2 separate regions of the Homo sapiens genome follow, and region 2 is linked to region 1. A link is a contact called in ENCODE Hi-C or POLR2A ChIA-PET data. All regions are on one chromosome and are shown on one strand. The core of a region is the stretch at or near the end of the contact, and the rest is flanking DNA. Distances in the headings are between cores, read along the strand shown. Region 1 holds the start of NFYC (nuclear transcription factor Y subunit gamma). Region 2 holds the start of EDN2 (endothelin 2).

Region 1 (6,996 bases), core at 2,319-4,818:
TGTATTTTCAGTAGAGACGGGGTTTTACCATGTTGATCAGGCTGGTCTCGAACTCCTGACCTCGTGATCTGCCCGCCTCAGCCTCCCAAAGTGCTGGAATTACAGGTGTGAGCCACCACGCCTGGCCAGCGCTGCTTTTCTTTTAGGCCAAAGGTACACAATGAGATAGAGAGGTGTGGCTTAAGGAAGTCCAGCTGGCTGTCTAGACAGGTTCTGTTATACAGTGCTATAACCTTAAGGAATTTACCATGATACAAGAACTGATGTTTAACCTTGCAAACTCAGAAACCTAATTTTAATAGTAAGCAGAAAGTTGAACCATTTCCTGGGGGTAGGGGGTGTCTTGTATTTGCCAAGCTCACAGAAACTTTTATATAAAGAGGAATCTAACTGATTAGTTACAATGAAAAATACAATGATCAAAAGAACTAGAATACTCTAGGTGGCAGATCACTTAATTCTGTCCCTATCGCCAAGACACTTGCTGGGTGAACATAGAGGAAAGCATGTTGATCTTAAGAAGTATTTCTTAGCTGAGGCAGTCTGAGATATTCCCATCCACTACAGAGATGACACGGGCAAGGAAATCCTAATGCTCAGTGTGGCTTAATTGAGATGAGGCTTAGAGGGGCAATGGTAGTGCTAGCCTTTGTGACTGCCTTGTTTTGGGCTGCCATGGCTGAGCAAGCCCTTTTGTTCACAGAATCTCTCTCCAAACAGGGTACAGAATGGCTGACGAGATTGATTAGGTTCCATTTATTAAATTACAATATCTACCTTCTTCAGGTTCCTCCCATATGCCCTTTATCAGAGTTTGTTTTGTTTTGTTTGGTCATGTTTGTAAAAAAGGTCTTGGCTTACCCCCATGGATAGCTAATTTCATGGTTGTATTAGTCTGCTTAGCTAGCATGTTATGCTGCAGTAACAACGAAAACAATCTCAGTGGCTTACAACAAAGGTTTATTTATTGTTCACACAACATTACAGGTTATGTGTGTCAGCTGTCGCTCTGCACATCTTCATTCTGGGACCAAAGCTGAAGAGGGAGCTCTATTTAGGACATGCTGCTCTTGTGTCAGAGGAAAGATAATATGGCAAAATTGTAAGATAGCTCATAAATTTCTGCTCAGAAGTGGTTCATGCCATTTCTTTCTTTCTTTTTTTGAGACAGAGTCTCACTCTGTCGCCCAGGCTGGAGTGCAGTGGCGTGATATTTGCTCACTGCAACCTCCAACTCCCTGGTTAAAGCAATTCTCCTGCCTCAGCCTCCCGAGTAGCTGGGATTGCAGGTGCCTGCCACCACACCTGGCTAATTTTTTTATTTTTAGTAGAGACAGGGCTTCACCATCTTGGCCAGGCTGGTCTTGAACTCCTGACCTCGTCATCCACCCACCTCGGCCTCCCAAAGTGCTGGGATTACAGGTGTGAGCCACCGTGCCCGGCCGGTTCATGCCATTTCTACTCATATTTCATTGGTCAAAACAAGGCCAAGCTTGACGACATTAGGGTGAGAAGTCTTTCACCCTAATCTCCTAGGGACAGGCCAGATAGCAACGGCTTTAGAAAGGGAAGGGCGGAGGCTATTGATAATAAAGACTATAGCAAGGACTAATATTAGGCTTATATGTATCAATTGACTGTTATCAGTTATAACATTGACTATTAAAATACTGAAATACTCTAGTACTACCTGGTAAATAGCTGCTGTCCCAAACCTCCTGACCACTCCCTTCCCCTGGGATCCCTTGGGACCTCCTATTCACAAACCAGCAACTGAAGGGTTAACACCTAGCACAGACGTATACCTCCAGGATCCTAGCTGCATTTCTAATTCTGCTTCATCTATGCTTGAGCACTACTTGTTGTTAAATATACTTAATATCACTCTTAGCTAATTTCCTCTATGTAGATTTTTATTTATTTCTGAGGGCAACCCAACTTCCAGGCTCTTGGAAGGAAATAGACTGCAGCCCCTAAGTGTGATCAATACTTAATTATAACAATAATCACTAATAATAACTTGTGCTGCTTCATTGTAACTAAATGTACACTTTTACATTTTTTGGCAAGCATAGTATATGCAATAAGTACTCAATAAACATCTGTAGAGAGACTTATTTAGCTTTTTTCCATTAGCTACATCTGTCTCTACAATCTCAACATACTATTCTCTTGAATCTGTTTTTAATTTTATGCCATTTCTCATGTCTGAAAATGTCATTATAAGTAACTTTTTTTTTTTCTGAGACAGGGCCTCGCACTGTCGCCCATGCTAGAGTGCAGCGAGACACTCGTAGCTCTTACCAGTAACTTCTTTATAACACTTTTGCAATTTACGAAGCACTCTCACATTATTTCATTCACTCTCCCCAACATTACCAAAAGTTAGGAATTAGATCTTTTTACAGATGAAGGAATTGAGACTCCCTGAAGTCAAGTGTCTTATAGTTAGGTTTTGTTCATTCATTCATCAAATAGAGTGCCTGATGTGAGATTTATTGAAACTGGATTTGAAAACAATTTTCCTGAATTCAAGTCGAGGGTTTACTCCACTATTCTCAATTACTTTATCACCAGGGTTATAAACCCAAAGGAAGTGAGTAACAACAGTGTGATTTTATTGAGGACCCATGCAACACTAGTCTCAGAAAGGCTCCAGTGTCATTTGTAAAATTCAAGGTTACCATCAGCAGAGGCAGTCATTCCTCTCTGCGCTTGTTACCTAATGCACTAACTCTCACTGTAGGTAATTCCATTCAAGACACATTTGATGACTATACCTACAGGTTTTGAAGTTATTCGGATGGGGTTTTGACACTTACTAGCTGTGGGGACTTAGATCAAGTTACTTAACCTTTTTGAGCTTCAGTTTTATCATTTGTAAAATGGATACAATCCTGATGCCTTTGGACCAAGTGGTCACGGAAATGAAAGAGATAAGTATGAAAAAATCCATGCTCATAGTAGCTGTGGTTTCCAACTGCGTGATAAAACTTTAAAATCTGCATTCAAATAAGAACAACTATGTCGACGTAAGGTTACAAGCTAACTATTCTTGGTAAGTACTGTTCTTTATTCTAGAGGACATCACTTTACAGTTTGGTGCTAAATGCTCTTTTATGAATTTAAGGTGCCAGTAGCTGTCTACTTGAACGGCATGCTTAATCTGGAACGCCATGTCGACCTTCATCCCCCAGTTCTTTCTCCCCAAATTAAAAACACAAATACACACACACGCCCCTACTTAGTTCCTAAAACTCAAGGGCACGCGCACACACCTACTTATTTCCTAAAATTCAAGCTCGCACCAAGGAGATCCACAAGGATAGGCAGGGTGGTGGAGGTCACTGGGCAGCGCCTCCGGATCCCCCGAAAGGGGGCGGGGTCAAAACTCAGATCTCGAGCTCCCGAAAGGGGGCGGGGTTAAAACTCTCAGATCTCATTCCGCCTCCCTCTGTCGTCGCCCCTTCCCAATTCTCGCGAGACCTCAAGGAGCACAGCTTCTGCGCACCGCACGATACTGGGAGTCCAGGCGCCAAGGGAGGGGGAAGGGAAAAGGGGAAACGGTGCAAACGGCGTGGCCGCCATCTTGCTTGTGCCCCCGCTTCGCGCGCGCTCCGTTCTCCGTGACGCACACTTCCCCCTCCCCTCCGCCGCGCCTGGGCCTCTGCATTGCCCGACTCCGTAGGAGCGCGGGGGCGGCTCCTGCTCTTCCTGGACTCCTGAGCAGAGGTGTGTGAGTGTGCGGGAGTTTCTGTGCGAGGGTGATAGGGAAGCGGCGGCGGGGGGAGGGGCAGCGCTTCCCGCCTTCGCCAGAGACCTCACTTCCTCGCGCGGCCGCTGCTGTAGCTCGGTCCGTCCTGCCCGCCGCCATGTTGTGCTCTTGCCTGGCCCGCTGCTGTCGCCGCCGCCGCGCTCGTGGGGTCCGTGTGCCTCGTCGGCCCGGCCCGCGGGCTTTCTCCCATTGGCGGAAGGCGACGGCGGGGGGGCTCGCTCGTGATTGGTCGGTGGCGGGGAGGCCGCGGACCTGGCACCTTATTGGACGCGCCAGCTCCGGTCTAGGGGGTGATGAAGGAATCTGAGGCTGCGGGGATGCGCGCGTCTTGGGCTAGGGCGGCTGGGGCAATGACCCCCTGCGGCGCAGGCGTGGGGTTGCGGCGAGAGGGCGAGCCTAGAGGCTTTAAGGGGGAAGAGAGGGTGATGGCCTGGCAGGTACTTTGGGGGTAGCTTAGGCCATGGCCTGGGAATGGGGGACACTCACTTTCAGAGGTGCTTTTCCTGGTACATGCATGGCCCAAGATTGGGGTGTGCAGGCCCTCAGGGTTCCAGGCTTGGAAACACCGAAACCCAAGTGACAGGCTGAGAGTCTTCGAGATCCAGGGTTGCTAATGTGACCCAGTTTGGAAGTGGCCCTGAAGTCCACGGTGTGAGTGTATGGTGTAGGAAGAAAGGCATCAGGGCTAGGGGCATAGCTGAACGGTAGAATCGGATCAGGGATTTTGCTGGAGAGTGCAAGCATTCAAACACTGAGGTTTTGGTGGAGCCCTGGAGTCCAGAGTCAACGGACCTGGGATGTGATGTGAGGAGCAAGTAAACCGAGAGAGGAATGCTATTGAGAAGTGTGCTCTGTCCGAGCCTAGGAAGCACAGCATTAAGTAGTATCAGATTTAAAGTGACAAAATCTGATATAGGAAGCATTTTAGGGGACATTTTCGGACTTGGGAAGTGTATTAATAGAACAGTTATACATTATTGAGTCTCAGGACCATACAAGTAGTTTTGAGATGTTGTATATGAAATTTGCTGCTCTAGGAAGGATACAGGTCATGGCTGAGTTTCCAAAGCCACATTAGCAAATATTAGGTAGTTGGTAGTTATTTGTTGAGTAAATATTGTTAGGTTCCCCTTTAAGGGAAAGGGAGCTAGCCAGAAATTTTCGGTCTTGGTTTATTTCCTTGTATATGTGCCTAAAAAGTATACCCATTCCCATGTGTACTTTGAATTTTTTGTTTGTTTTTTCAAATAAGCAGCTCCAAACCAAAAAAAAGCCCATGCATAGCTTCTTAAGGAACAGGACTTGTCAACACTTTCTGGTTCATATTCAAAAAGTTTTTATTCCAATCCAGAGTCGTTCCAGTCAACTTGTTGGGAATATGTTCTTTTCCACTGAATCTGAATCGTAGTTACTTGTATTGCTTTACATTTGCTCGTCCCAGTGTGTGAGGGCCATGGAAACACATTTATGTTAAACATCTGTGTTTTCCTAATTTGTTTTTCCTTGTTTTTGTTAGGTAGTCCTTTTTAGCTTTAGATGGTACTCTTCTGTTTTCATACCAATTTCAAGAAACTCCTAGGGTTTTCAAATTTAGTTTTATGTGAATGCAACTACATTTTCTGGAGAAGGGAATTGATAAGTAGCAGAGGAAGAGAATTGCTATTTTGGGGCATATTTTAACTCCAATAGGTAGGCATTATCGTCCCCATATTGCAGATGAGGAAACTGAGGATCAGAGAGTTTAAGTAGCTTGTCTGGTGTCACTCAGTAAGTGGTTGAGCTAGAATTCAAACCCTGGTTGCCTGATGCCAAAGCCTGTAATTTTATCTGCTACATCAGCTATCAACATAAACCTGACTAATGAAACTTCCAGATAATTTTGTATTTCCAAGTGGATCATCTACTTTGATTTCTGGGTGTTTAGAGTGTATAAAATGGAAGACTATAATTCTTAAGAATTTCTTGTGCTGCTTAAGGATTCAGACCACAGAATTGTAACCATAGAGAATATGGGTTCTTCAGCTAGGTATTCAAATCATATCCCTTGGCTTCTATTGTGAAAGGGAAGATTTACCAAGTAAATTGCTGCATTTTTTCCTGAATCCAGGTAGATAATGGGGAAAAATATGTACAGAAACTTGAAGAATCTGCATTCCTTAAAACCAAGCTTCAGAATATTGCAGATAGTCTTTCTGTATGTGGAGGTAATTTATGCCAAATGGCGAGGAACTACCAAGTGCCTAGTGTAAAGAGCTCACTGGAGAGGTTTTTCAAGCATCACCAGTTCCTTAGGGTGTCCCCAAATACCAGGACCTATTCAAAGGCCTAGTGCTTTCTTCAGACTGTGGGATATTGATTCTAGGATATGCTTATCCTGAACAATGTGTAAAATTAAGACTGGATAGGACAAAATATTTGCAGTTCCAATTTTGCATGGAAACCTTTAAATCAGGGTTTGAGAGGAGACCAGTGAGTTGGAAATCTTAATTGCTTTATGTCTTGATGTGCTTAGGTGAAGCCCTCCCTCATTTTTGTTTACAATAACGTTTCACTGTGGAAGATAGAGGCAAAGCTACAAGTGAAAATAGGGTTTGCCATGTATTTTGTACATTGGTCATTTCAGCCTCATTTGGCTCAGTCATCAAGTTAACCAAATATGAAGAATGCTGTAGATCTATAACTTAGTTTCGTTTTTAGTAAGACTAGACAAGGTGATAAAAATGAGTGTATATGTACACCTTTTTTTTTTCAGCAGGCATTTCTGGAGCAACCTGCCCTTCAACATTGGTGACCACCTTCATTCCATGTTAGCCCCTTATACCCATGGCCACCTTGTTAAGATCTGGAATTGACCACTCTAGAAATCTTGAACTCTCAGGAAATCTCAGTAGATCTGAGTTTATGTTGAAAACTTGTGAACCTCAGCTTTTTCTTCAGGCAGAAATCATACTAAGATTTATACTTTATAGGCTGTGTTCATGGCATCTTATTTAATTCTTATGACAAATCTGTTATCTCATTTATACTTACACATTTTTTTCTTTGGTCAGAACTACTAGAGACTGGGCGCAGTGGCTCACGCCTCTAATCCCAGCGTTTTGGGAGGCTGAGGCAGGTGGTATTTGAAGTCAGGAGTTTGAGACCAGCCTCGCACACATGATGAAACAAAATTACAAAAATTAGCCTGGCATGGTGGTGGGCGCCTGTAATCCCAGCTACTC
Region 2 (6,996 bases), core at 2,416-4,915, 790 kb after region 1:
GCCTCACATAGAAAATATGGGAAATGTGCAAGGCATACAGGAGGTGCTCAGTCTGTGCATGTGTCCCACGCCCTCACCTCAGCCTTTGGAGAAGCTCTCCTGTAGTGGCCCCTGTCTTGCCAGTCTGGAACACGTCTGCAGGGGACTTCCGGCTTGGGACTGCCCCGGCTTCAGTCCTACGTGAATAGCATTAGGGCCCAAGTGATGGACTGCCCAGGGCCCTGAAGCTACCTGGCTGCAGGCCCAGCCCAGCCCCCACCCCTTCCCCATCCCCACCTGCCTGCGGGAGCAGATCCATTTCCACCCCTGTGCACCTGGCATCTTTCCCTTTCCAGGTGGGGTGGGGACTGAGGAAAACTGAGCTACCAGGAATGTGTTCTTAGCCCCAGAAAGAGGCAGCTTTTTTGGCCTTCCCAGAATCTGGCCACCTGCAGCTGCAGGGGAAACTGAGGCAGGGGCGGGGCCTCAGCTTGAGACCCAGAGGAGGAGTTTCTCGTAAACCATCATGGGAACTGGAGCTTGGGATTTTTTTTTTTTTTGAGACTGAGTTTCACTCTTGTTGCCCAGGCGGGAGTGCAATGGCGCGATCTCGGCTCACTGCAGCATCTGCCTCCCAGGTTCAACCGATTCTCCTGCCTCAGCCTTCGGAGTAGTTGAGATTACAGGCGCCCGCCACCATGCCCAGCAATTTTTTTATATTTTTAGTAGAGACAGGGTTTCACCATGTTGTCCAGGTTGGTCTTGAACTCCTGACCTCAGGTGATCCACCCGCCTCGGACTCCCAAAGTGCTGGGATTACAGGTGTGAGCCACCGTGCGCGGCCGGAAGCTTGGGACTTTGAAGCCAGTTTGGTTTTCCCAAATTCTCCATGTGGGTGAGGGAAGGAACAAAGCCTCCCACCACTTTACAGATGGGAAAACTTAGGCTCAGGTAAGATAGGAGACATGGCAAAGGCTCCCCAGCAACTCTGGGGCCACCCTGGGATGGTGACATGGCTTCCCAACTCCAGATGCCATTTCTTCCCCGAGCAAGCTCCAAAGTCCCCCTGAACCTCAGGTCGGAATCCAAAGCCCAGTAGGACTCGATCAGACAGACTCAGGCCCAAGGCCTGGCCCTCCTTCTGACAAGCTATGCAGCCTGACGTGTCCTGCCCCCTCTCTGGGCCTGAGCTGCCTCAGCTGTCACTGGCAGACTCTCTCCTGCCCAGGAGTGAGGACATGAGTGTTCCCAGAAGCCCCCAGAGCTGGGCACCGGGAGGCCCCCATGGGTGACTGGTTCCTGCAAGAAGGGATGGTGCCATGGACCCAAAGCAGCCTGTGGGCCCCTGGGTCGCTTCTCACCCCCAACTTGCCAGTTCGCTCCTCTGCTAGTCTCCCAGACACCTGCTCCCCAGGGCATGCCCGGGCTTGCAGCTACCCTATGCCCCTGCAGGCTGGGTGCCCACCTACCAGGGCCTTCGAAGGCAGAAGGTGGCACAGGCGGGGTCCCTGGCACTGGAGCACTGACAGCGCCTTGGCAGGGAGCGGCGCCGGCGTCTTGGCGGGTTTCCCAGGCCGTAAGGAGCTGTCTGTCTGTGGGCGGGCAGCCAGCAAGGTAGTGGTGTGGGGTGGAGAGAAAGAGAGAGAGAGAAAAAAATAAAGAGAGAGAGGATTAAATAAACCACAACCATTGGCAAGCAGGGACTGTCCACACTGCCCACTGGGACAGCCACCCATGCCAGCAGGGTGCCAATGAAAGGTGACCAGCCCTTGACCTCAAGAAGTCACACCACTGAAGTCACAGGCTACTCCACAAGGGTCCTGGTAGCCCTTGGCAAGACCCTCCCCTTCTCTGGGCCTGGCTTGGCTCACTGAGAGCTCCCAGCATGGGGGCAAGGAAATCTGTGATCCTACCTGAAGTTGGGAATTGGGAACCTCCTAGTCTCTCTCCCCTCTCAGACAGGCTGGTCCCCCTGTTCTCAAAGAAGGCTCTCAGCTAGCTCTGGAGGAAGGGCGGCCACTCCATCTCACAGAAGTAAACACAGGCTCATAGCTAAGCTGCCCCCATCTGGTCCCCACTTGCCTGGAGGGGTAACACATGTGCCTTAGAGGCTTGACTTGAAAGTGGGGTGTGTGTGTGTGTGTGTGTTCAGATGGGATTAATTTCAGATTCAGAGTCTGATCAAGCGGGCCAGGGGAATGGCAGGGGCCCTGTGGCTGGCTAGACCAGCACTTTCGAGTGACAGAGCTAATTTTAGATGGTGTGGTTGGAGTCGCAGTGACTCCAGGTAGACTCAGCACGCAGGGACTGGCAGGGTTCCCGCCCTAAGCAAGTGTTTGGATGCGGATTAGCTTCACACACGCTTACGTGCAGGGCTTCTCTTGCCTTTTGCAATTTGGGGAGGGGAAAAAATCACAAACACACACAGAAACTTCAACTGAAGGTATGCAGTGGCCTGGAGGCAGTGCGGGTGCAGGCGGAACAGACAGCACGGGGCTCCCACCCGGGTGTAGCCAGTAGCACAGGGCAGGTTCTCATCTGTCGTTTGAGGGACTATCCTGCCTTATGGGGAGGATGGGGGGGCTCCTGAGATGATCATGCACGTGCAGTGCTTGGCAAAGAGCCTGGCATAGTCAAAGCACGGGTGCTGTCACTAATCGTATTATTATTGGAAGAGCATGCAGAGGCAGCATGACAGAGACTGTGAGCTCCGGCATTCCCCAACCGAGGATGGTGCCTACCCTTACAATTACCTGTGTGATCTTGGGGGAGGCGCTTAAGCTCTCTGAGCCTCAGCACTTGAATCTGGAAAACGGGGCCAACACTTGCTTACCAGGCTGTCTTAAGAATTCTCAGAAGACAGCCCTCTCTATGGCTCAGGTGGTCCCCACTCAGGAATTGAAACAATTAACTATTGATATTAGCCAGTGCCTCCATCTGGAGGCCCAGGGAGAGATGGAATGTGTCAACGTTCCCTAGCATGCCAGTAGCTTCCACCCTGACACCCTGCCCCAGAGCTCCCCCTGCCCCCAATCCCCATGGATGCTCACTCAGGAGTGTTCACCCAGATGATGTCCAAGTGGCAGAAGTAGACGCACTCCTTGTCGAGCCAGGAGCTGCAGGAGCAACGGCGAAGCCGAAGGTGGGTGCCTTGGGCATGAGATGAGGACGCTGGCTGCTCCAGGGTGGCAGCAGCCTGGCCCTTCCCTGCATGCACAGGAGGGAGAGAGAGGTGGAGAGGTGGGTTGGGGTGCCTGGCACATCCCAGAGTGGGGGACCCACCATGCCCCTCCTCTTGCATAATCGAGGGAGTTGGCACTCTTGCTGCTCAAGAGCTCCAGGCCAGCCCAGGGAAGTCCCAGCAGCCCGTGGGGAGCCTGGGCACCTCTGTATTTGCAGAACCTTTCCCCTGCCACCACTGCCGCCAGGCTCCCGCCCCTGTCTGCCCCCAGCTGGCTTGGGAGGCACTGCAGCCCTAGAGGGAGACAGAGATAGGCAGACCCAGGAGCTGTAGGCAGCAGGTGAGGCCAGGGCAGCTCACCTTCATGCAGGGCCACGAGCAGGGCTAGCGCAACGGAGCACCAGGTGGTAGGCACGGAGACCATAGCGGCGGTGGAGCGCGCAGGCTGGACTGGAGCAGGGAGTGCCTGTTGCCAGCGTCCTGCTATTAAGCTGAGCAGATAGCTCATTGCCTCGGTGCCCTGGCTGCCTCTTATACCAGGCACGGTGCCCCACCCCTTCTGGTCCAGCCCTGCCCCGCTGCACCGGCGGGCTGGGAGCCAGGGACACCGCCTCCTCCCCGGGCGCCTGGCCCGACCCAGCCTCTGCAGTGAAGGGGGGAGGGAGATGGAAGGCCCATTCCTCCCTCTGTGCCTGGAGCACCTCTGGGAGTCCTGAGGCTCCCTGGCAGTCCCCAGGGGCCCCTCGCAGTCCAGCTGGACTTCCTCAAGTCACCCCCAGCTGCCCCGAGCCCCCTCCCTCACTCTGTTGGCGGCTGCTCCACAGGTCTCGCCCAGGGCTGTGAGTGTGGAGGAGGAGGTTCCATGAGCAAAACCCCTCTCCTCGGAGAAGACTCTGCCATCTATCCTGCCTGCCCTCTGCCAACCAGGCTGAGGATGCCCCTCTGTTGTGTGGGATGTGAAAGGCCCACGCAAGGCTGTGTGGCCTTGGGCGAGTCAGAGCCCTCTCTGGGCCTGCCTCCCTCTGTGAAGGACACAGCTCATGCCTGACTTCTGACCAGCCTGGAACTGCTTCATCCCCACCTCACCCAGGAAATGCCCCCCTCAACCCCTGCCCTGTCACCCCAGGGCCTGGGGCAGGAGTTCTAGTCCCTTCCAGAAGCTGTTCAGCTATGCAGCCATGGCCAAGGGCATCCTTCCTGGGCCTGTTTCCTTGTTTGCAAACAAGGCCAAAACAAGAAGGTACTTCACCTGCTTGGCTTACAGGCTCCTTTGAGACTAAGAAGGTGGCTTCAGACCCCTTTCCAGAAAGATGTCCCTGAGGACACACACACAAAGCGCCCCTTGAACAGTCTCCTGTCCTGGCCATGACAGGATGTCTTGGCTTCCACCGGGGGCTACTGTCTGCAAAAGAAGTAAGCCAGGGGACTTCTCTGGGGACTGGCATTCTGCTCCTGCCCCTCTGCTGGCCCAGAAGCCTTGCCGGGGAGGGGAAAGCAGGGATGAACCACAGCTGTGCTGAGCAGCTCAGGGAACCGGCAGGCACCCTCTGTTCCTGCCCTGGCTGAGAGTCCACTTCCTGCTGGAGTCTTCTCAGGGACCCTGTCTCCAGGCACAACAGGAAAGGCCCTCTCGTTTCTTGGAATTCCCAGGGCCTGTGCCTCTCGTGCCTGCCTGACTCATCCCATTGCACTTATCTCCCCTGCAATCTCAAGGTCCAGAGCCCCAGAGGAGGCAGGGCCTGACACCTACCCTGCACACAGTAGGGGCCTTGCGAGTGCTTCCTGAGGGCAGGGGGGTCAAGAGATGCACACCTGGCTTTCCACTTACAGAACCCAGGATGCCCAATGCTCAGTTCCTGTATTCAGCAGCTCCTTTGTCCTTGGACATTTATGAAGGGGACAGTAGGTGACCACCAGGAACAGGCAAGTTTGCATCTTCCTAGGGTGTGCCCAGAGCAAGCGTGCATGTGTGAAATCCTGGAGAAACTGGCAGAACTGATGGAGGGTGAGAGCAGGATCTTCCTTCCTGGAGACTGAGCTGGCTCCTGTGAAAAAAACAAACAAATGTTTCCTGAGCACCTACTACGTGCTTGGAGCACTATCGACTCTTCCTCACCACAACCCCAGGAGGCAGCTATTATCACAGGGGAGTCAGCTCAGGACTGCCCACGAGGCTCAGAGAGGAGCAGGGCCTGGTCAAGGCCACCCAGCGGGCAGGTGGCTTGGTCTATCAAGCAAAGCACAAGGGACTCCCCGTGAGGTGCTCTCTGCCCTCCCACGTCGTGCCTCTCGAAGAATTTAGAAGAGTATTTCTGGAATGAGGTGAGCAATACTCACAGTCATTTCTATCAGCCTCTGCAAGAATATGAATACGGAATTAAGCAGGGCTGGGGGCTGCTTGGGGGTGGATAGAGAATTCAAATCGCTGGACCGTGAAGAGAAGAAAGAAGGAAAAGCAGGTCAGCGGGGAGACGGAGGGGGTCACGGTGGGGAGGAAAACAAACAGGGAGGCAGATAAAGACAGGCAGGGAGAGAGGGGGAGAATGAGGAAGCAGTGCGTAGCCAGAAAGAAAGAACTCAGATTTGAGAAAGTAAAAGAGGGAAACCATAGGGAGAAGAGGGAAGGTTATAAAGCGTCTAATCTTTACACAAATGCAAAACGCCTGCTCAAGACAATAGGGAACCAGAGGCTCCGAGCCGGGGAAACATAATAGAAGCATTAAATGAACCCAGAGACAGGATCCCTCCCGGGTGTGAAAGAAGGGTGACTACAAGGCAGGGGCTGCTGCCCGAGCCCCGCAGGGTCAGCACAGCCAGCTGCGAGCTGGGCCGGGCTCCGGTTTCTCTCCTTCTCTGCCCTCTGCCTGAGCTGAACAAGCAGGGCTCCTGTGAAATGGAGAGGACTGGCCCAGGAACCTAAGCGAGCACAGATCTTAGGGGATGAAGCCATTCCCGGAACAGCGCTGCTCCACTGACAAGAGTTAGTTTCCAGGTAGGGAAAATTAAGCTGAGTTAAAAATAGCCCCATCTCCCTGGGTCGCTTAGCCTGGGCCTCTGTCCGTTGCCTCTGCCCCTCGTGGCTGGTCGGACTGCATGACCCTGCCACCTATAACTGTCCTGGCCTCACTGTCCCTGTCCTTTCTAGGTGGCCTGGCTTCACGACCCCCTGGCCCCACTTCTCTGGCCCTGGCACCTGCCCGAGTTTGTTGAGGCTGCAGGGGGAAGGGCAGGGAGCCACCGAAGGTCACCCTCTCAGAATTTGAAGAGAATTGCTTTACTCGCTAAGCGATTTGTTTCCCTTATGCTTGCAGCAGCCCAATCCAAGAAAGAGGGATGTATGGGGAGGGAGGGCTGGCAGAAGAGAGCAGTTGAGTGTATTTCTGAGTCAGACACTGGGCTAGAAACTTCCCCCTAGAAATCCCCGTCTCCACTCCCATTTGGTAGATGAGATAACTGAGGTGCAAGAGGAGGAGCAACTGGCTCAAGACACTGATGGGGCTGGGTGTGTTCTCTTGGTTCCTAACCTGCCTCACCCTTTCCTGTACACCCGTGAAGCTCTCCCAGGGGTCCAAACTGAGCCCAGGATCCTGGGTCCCTTGGAGAAAGGCCGTCAGGAAGGACCCCACTGGCAGGAAGGCTGGGGCATTGGGATGAGGTTAGGCTGTCTCTCTGTGCACCCCAAAGCTCCCTCTATAGTCCCAGCTCTAAGAGCAAATATGGTCCCGTCAAGCAGCTGTCCAGCAGCTGTGGACACTGAGCTGAATGGAGGTTGCATGGGAGTGAAGACTAAGTCTCCTAGTGATGCCTGACACAACAGGGCTGGGCTGCAGCAGGTG

What was found. Hi-C counts contacts between places; a loop is a spot of excess contacts on that map. ChIA-PET counts read pairs that join two places held with the same protein, here RNA polymerase II (POLR2A). Pooled maps may share reads with other maps.
Region 2: a loop to region 1 is called in a pooled map, with 4 times the contacts of the local background. The contact joins the promoter of EDN2 here to the promoter of NFYC in region 1. A Hi-C loop is called at or near these places in 1 of 168 maps with a recorded cell type or tissue (ascending aorta) and 3 of 50 pooled maps. POLR2A ChIA-PET finds 5 or more read pairs at or near these places in 1 of 52 experiments (MCF 10A).

What each region holds. Positions count from the first base shown.
Region 1 is chr1:40,688,136-40,695,131 of GRCh38, forward strand. NFYC (nuclear transcription factor Y subunit gamma) reads left to right here and starts at 3,569. Exons shown (of 10, transcript NM_014223.5): 1 at 3,569-3,732. It overlaps NFYC-AS1 (NFYC antisense RNA 1), which reads right to left and starts at 4,126. Exons shown (of 1, transcript NR_024567.1): 1 at 945-4,126. It also overlaps a transcript of RIMS3 not described here. RefSeq lists a silencer at 3,977-4,076 and enhancers at 4,317-4,486, 4,507-4,556.
Region 2 is chr1:41,481,018-41,488,013 of GRCh38, forward strand. It overlaps EDN2 (endothelin 2), which reads right to left and starts at 3,666. Exons shown (of 5, transcript NM_001956.5): 1 at 3,521-3,666; 2 at 3,030-3,186; 3 at 1,449-1,571; 4 at 78-176. The coding sequence starts at 3,584. RefSeq lists enhancers at 938-1,924, 4,773-5,972, 6,410-6,659.